Linked DNA regions of Homo sapiens: region 1 is linked to region 2. A link is an interaction called in ENCODE POLR2A ChIA-PET data of the cell type or tissue named here. Cell type or tissue: IMR-90. All regions are shown on one strand. Links, peaks and the distances in the headings refer to the core of each region. The heading gives the core; the rest is flanking DNA. Region 1 overlaps SOCS5 (suppressor of cytokine signaling 5). Region 2 has its middle 34 kb from the start of SOCS5.

The links. Peaks named below come from ENCODE experiments on the same cell type or tissue, not always from the same donor. Only the 100,000 strongest peaks of a DNase experiment are listed, where the experiment ranks them.
Region 1: POLR2A ChIA-PET joins it to region 2 with 9 read pairs; 3 of 35 experiments call an interaction of 5 or more read pairs at or near these places.

The regions. Positions count from the first base shown.
Region 1 is chr2:46,745,360-46,748,278 of GRCh38, forward strand. All of the region lies in intron 1 of SOCS5 (suppressor of cytokine signaling 5), which reads left to right. Among named protein-coding and RNA genes, the nearest start is that of SOCS5, 48 kb to the left of the region's middle. In IMR-90, for the core only: no CTCF peak of the experiment used is centred there; no DNase peak of the experiment used is centred there; H3K27ac peaks cover 618 bases.
Region 2 is chr2:46,663,401-46,666,319 of GRCh38, forward strand. No RefSeq gene overlaps it. Among named protein-coding and RNA genes, the nearest start is that of SOCS5, 34 kb to the right of the region's middle. In IMR-90, for the core only: no CTCF peak of the experiment used is centred there; no DNase peak of the experiment used is centred there.

The sequences.
Region 1 (2,919 bases), core at 291-2,790, 82 kb after region 2:
ATTTCTTTGATTACATATTTTTGTAGCTGACACTACATTTACATTGTTTAAATTGAACATAAAATTGTACCTGATCAAAAACATGTCTAGCTATGGAGTATGAGACTATTTAAATAACTCAGTATTATACATTAGGATTTTTCTTTTATTTAATTGGAGAGGAGTATGATCAGAATTAGTTGTAACTGTTGTGCTATGTTAGACCTTAAATAACTGGATTCCATTTGTGGAATGCTGTGCTTATTTTAAAAATTCTAATATTAAAAGAAAAATCACAGATCTTTGAGGTTAGCTAATTGAGTTGCTTGTAGAGGAAGGACTACCTGGGCTGGCTAGAGACAGAGGGTTGTTTATCCTCTTTAACATTTCCCATGAAAGACTCTGCACAAATCTCTTTCGATTGTTTATTTACCTTTTTAACCATTTGAAATTTAATTTTTTCCTGAGAGTTTCTTTGTCTTGGTCTTTAGAAGGATTGAAGAGCGGCCAGTCAGAATTCCCATTTTTAAAGAAAGGGTCTCTGTATATGTAAAAACAAACATTTGATCACCTTCATTCTCCAGATGGCATAATTCCAACTATATTATCTCAATATTCCTAAATTATAATACCGTTAACTGTTGTTTTGCTGTACTTTTTCTTCCCAGTTTTTAAAGGGTGGAGGAGGTAGCCAGACACGGAGCCCTTTGAGTTTTTTTTTTTTCTCTGATGCTTGAAATCCTGGGATCAATATTATGAAGGATGCTCCAGAAGGGAGTGAGGGTGGAGAAAGGTAGACTGTTTAGGCATCTGATTCATCCATGCAAATGATGAAGACTGAACCTGTTAGGGGGCAGTGGAGATGGAGAAGAGGGATAGGCCCAATATGGTTGTGAAGTAGGCTATAGACTCACATTCTTATTATTCACCACTCCCCAGAGTAAGTACAAAGGCAGTGGTAACTCTAGAATATCTAGCATGTTTTCTCTCCTGCCATTTGAATCTTCTCCTTTGGAGTATAGAAATATTCCATCAGGGCCGGGTGGCTCACGCCTGTAATCCCAGCACTTTGGGAGGCCGAGGTGGGTGGATTACAAGGTCAGGAGATTGAGACCATCCTGGCTAACACGGTGAAAACCCGTCTCTAGTAAAAATACAAAAAATTAGCCAGGCGTGGTGGCGGACATCTGTAGTCCCAGCTACTCGGGAGGCTGAGGCAGGAGAATGGTGTGAACCTGAGAGGTAGAGGTTGCAGTGAGCCGAGATTGCACCACTGCACTCCAGCCTGGGCGACAGAGACTCCATCTCAAAAAAAAAAAAAGATCCCATCAGCCTGTCTCCTTTAAGGTTATATATTTTTGTTACATCTCTTTTAATTTTGGTTTCTACATGTTTGTTGTTAGTACGGTATATAGTTATGTAATTGATCTTTGTGTGTTGATCTTGTATCCTGTGACCCTGCTAAACTCACTTAGTTTACTTTTCTTTCTTTTTTAAGATTCCTTAGGGTTTGCTATGTAGACAATCACATCATCAGAAAATGGAGTTTTATTTTCTCTTTTCCAATTTGCATGACTTTATTTCTTTTTTTTTTTTTTTTTTTTTGCCTTATTGAGCTGGCTGTTGCATCTCTTTTGATCTCTTGTTCTGGCCATCAGTGATTACATATCAAGGTTGCTAGACAGATTTGTTTCTTCTGCCTAGAACAGTTTGCATGGGCTGGTGTTTTCCTTGAGCAAAGATTTTAATTACTGATTCAAAGTCTTTAACGGCTACTGATTTTTAATTTCTTCTTGAGTCAGTTTTGGTAATTTATGTTTTTCTAAAAATCTAGTCATTTCTTCTTAGTTTTTAAATTTATTTGCTTACAGTTGTTCATAGTGGTCTCTTACTTTTTTTTGAGACAGGATTTTGCTCTGTTGGTCAGGCTGGAGTGTGATAGTGCAGTCACAGCTCACTGCAGCCTTTACCTCCTGGGCTCAAGTGATCCTCCCACCTCAGCCTCCAGAGTAACTGGAACCACAGGCGCACACCACCATACCTGGCTAACTTTTGTATATAGAGGCAGGGTTTTGCCTTGTTGCCCAGGCTGGTCTCAAACTCCTGGGCTCAAGCAGTCTGTCTGCCTTGGCCTCCCAAAGTGCTGAGATTACAGGCATGAGCCACTATGCCCGGCTAGTCTCTTTTAAATCTGTTTTATATCTCCATGTGTTCCCTTTTTTATGTCTTGCATAATGTGTCCATGTAGTCTGTGGCCCTGGGCTGTTACACTTTTTAAGGTTTCTTTGTTCTTCTCTTCCTGTGGTCATTGTACTTACACGTAGTACTCCTCTATAACCACATCCCCAACCCTTCTAATTTGCAGTTTCTAAGCTGCTATGCCCTTGGTGTCTAGCAAATAAAGTTTGCTTAAATTGAAGGTCAATTTAGAGTAAATAGGCATAGAGAAAGAGCTTTAAATATTTACATCTGAGAGCTTGAACTTTATCGTCATATTGTCCACATGTGGTACTCAGCAAATGTTAAAATGAATATTTAAAAAATCTTTTCAGATTCTGAGCTTTTGATAGGTTAGGTTTAATTTTAGTTGTTAATAAACTAAAGATTTCTTGATTGTCCTATTTCTAAAAACTAAATTTGTATGTTACATGCTAATTGGTAAAACCAAAACTAAGCTGTATTACTTGGAGTTTCTAGTTGATGATTTTGTTCAACATGCTTCTCTACATTTGTTTTCTTACGTGATTAAAAGTTATCCTTATTTGCCTTTACTTCTCCCGATACCCTTCTCAAATATCCTGCTAAAGACTAATTTTAAGATGTTTCCATTGTCTTTTCTCTTTTCTTTTTCTTTTTTTTTTTTTTTTGACACAGTCTCACTCTGTCACCCAGGCTGGAGTGCAGTGGTACGAACTTGGCTCACTGCAGCCTCAGCCTCCC
Region 2 (2,919 bases), core at 186-2,685:
CAACCTTGTTGTAGATCAGAACCCCCAGAGGCATGTTAAAGCACAGGTTACTGGGTTCCACCCCCAGAGTTTCTGATTCAGTTGGTCTGGGGCAGGGCCCGATCATTTACATTTCCCATATGCTCCCTGGTGACACTGGTGCTGCCAGTCTGAGGATCACATTTTGAAAACCAGTGATTTAATCTAACCTCCTGATTTCAAAAATGAGGAAACTGAAGCCCAAAAGCCCAACAGTTAATGAAAATACATGCTCAGGCACCCACAACTGGTTACTGGCTAAAGCCAGACTAGAACAGGGACTTCTGGACTCCTAATCTGGTGCTTTCTCCACCACATCCGGCTGGTACCTGGCCAGGATGCCAGGGAGTTGCTATTCTAATAATAAACATGTTATCCTTCATGGTTGAAGATTACCATTCCCTGCATGGTTTCTTCTTCCTCTGCCTTCCCTAGTCCAACAGAGCCCGCCCTGCTGGCTCAGGACAGAAATAGCCTAGCCCAGCCCACTCACCCACCAACCAGTGGGGCTTAGAATCAGGTCATGCCCCACAGCCAGGTGCCTAAGCACCTGGTGTCTATGTTACTGTCCAAGGGTTATTGCTGGTAAATGAATTGGAGATCTGAGGCCTTTGTAGTGACTACTGGGTGTGCATATTGGCCCTGAGTTATATATAGCTCTTTCTACATTCTCCATGTTCTCCTGAGGCTTTGACCTTGATGTTGGACATTTCAGCTCATTATTCTGCCTAGCACCTAAATCCTCTGCTGAGGTTAGAGCTCCACTCTGAATGATGATCCCATGATAGGAGACTCTACTGCTGTTGGTCTTCGTTCCTGAACTGGAGTGTCGGTCTATACCCAAACTTGGTTGCTGAGTCCTGCAGCCCACAGGTCAACCGTCCCTGTGGTATCTGCCCACCCAGAGGCTTTCTGAGCTCCGACTCCCTTTCAAATTCCCTGGGCTATGCTCTGCCTGCCAGATTAGAAACCTCAGGCTCAACCTGGTATGAAATCAAAGCTGAGATTGACCTTGAGATGCTTGTCTACCTGTCACTGGCACTTCCAGGGCCAACTTCTGCACTGGATCACTTCCCCAGCCCCACCTCACCCTGGCCACATGCCTTCATCTGCCAGTGAGATCTAGCACAAAGATGTCCTGCAGAGGACAAGTGCTTCAAGTGATTTTTTTCCAGCATGGGGAAGGAGTACACTAACCTGTCTGTTGTAATAGTTTGCAGGTCTCTGTCGATATGGGAGGTGGTCATCTGGAAGGAGACAAAGGGTTGGCTCAATTGTTCTGCATAAATAATTGGTAGATACTGGAGGTAATGGAGAAAATACAACAGAGAATCTTGGAGAAGATTGGAGCAGTTTGAATGATACAGGTGGCTGGAACATAGATGGGGAAAGCAGAATAAAAAATTTGCTATGTGGAATAGCCAGAGGACTTTCGCCGCTCAATTTTAATTTGTCCACTGTAGAACAATATGACCTCCTTATTGCTCCAAATCTTGATACATTTGTATAGCTTTTGTGGTGGTGGCATGTGTTGGGGGGGAAGGTGAAAGAGCAGGGCCATATATAGAAGTGTGGCTTGCTCCACTCACCTCTGCTGAGACCTACGTGTAGCTAGCAGCATTGTAACTTGGTTCTAGGTTGCACTTTGCTAGTTCTAGGTGGTGAACCTGGAGGAGTGAGCAGTGGCTGGAAATGGGGCTGGAAGAGGAAGCAAGGAGAGCTTAATGCAACTGGCAGCTGGCAGATGGGTGACTTGAATAGATGCATGAAACATACACCTAGTTTGCTCTAGTATGTTTGCCAAACATACTAGAGGCTTCAAAGGCAACTCTTAGATGACAGTACTGGATAATTCTGGAATTTATTGTCAGCACACTCTAGCCATTTGAGAGAACTAGCCTGATGTGAGACATAGATTTTCTTTCTTTCTTTCTTTCTTTTTTTTTTTTGAGACGGAGTCTCCCTTTGTCGCCCAGGCAGGAGTGCAGTGGCACAGTCTCGGCTCACTGCAACCTCCGCCTCCCAGGTCCAAGCGATTCTCCTGCTTCAGCCTCCCGAATAGCTGGGATTACCGGCACCCACTACCATGCCCAGGTAATTTTTATATTTTTAGTAGAGACGGGGTTTCACCATGTTGGCCAGGCTGGTCTCAAACTCCTGACCTCAAGTGATCCACCTGCCTCAGCCTCCCAAAGTGCTGGGATTACAGGCATGAGCCACCGCACCCAACCGGTAGATTCTCTTTCATTTAGATCCAATTAACTTGGAATCTGTGCTTCCTTGGTCAGAAGTTTGGGGGAAATAATCTTTTGTCTTGTCTATGAAGAAACAAATCAGAAGTAGAAACAAAGTGAGAGGGAGAAGGTTTAGATTTTGTAAAGGAACAGGTCAGTACTTTTCCCATACTAACAAAGTGTTTATTGCCCTAGAAAAATAATTTGCAATAAATCCATCAATAGTTTACAGGAATGTATGGGTTTTTAAAATGTGAAACCCTCAATCCTTTTTTGAAATTTGGTTTGAGGACAGTTCTAAATTTCTTCCTAACCCCTTTCTCTCCCATAACTTTCATCCCTTTATTTCTCCCAGCCAGGCCTTCCATGGTGTGGAAATGATATGGAAAGTCAGGTTGCCATTTTTTGTAAGGCTCCCCACAGTATCCTGGACGAATTTTCTTTCTCCTTTCCAAATAAGCGTCGATCATTGGACTGAAGTGGATGGTTGAGATGTTGCAGTGGGAATAAAAGGAGGTGGCGAGAACGTTCTTGCCTAAACCATTCCCCTTCCTTTGTTCCCAGCCCAAGGGCTGCTGGACAGTGTCTCTCAGAGTACACCTTGGTCCTTTTCCTGAGAAAGACAAACTTGGAAGTGACTAGCAGGTCTAATTATGCCTCTATGGAA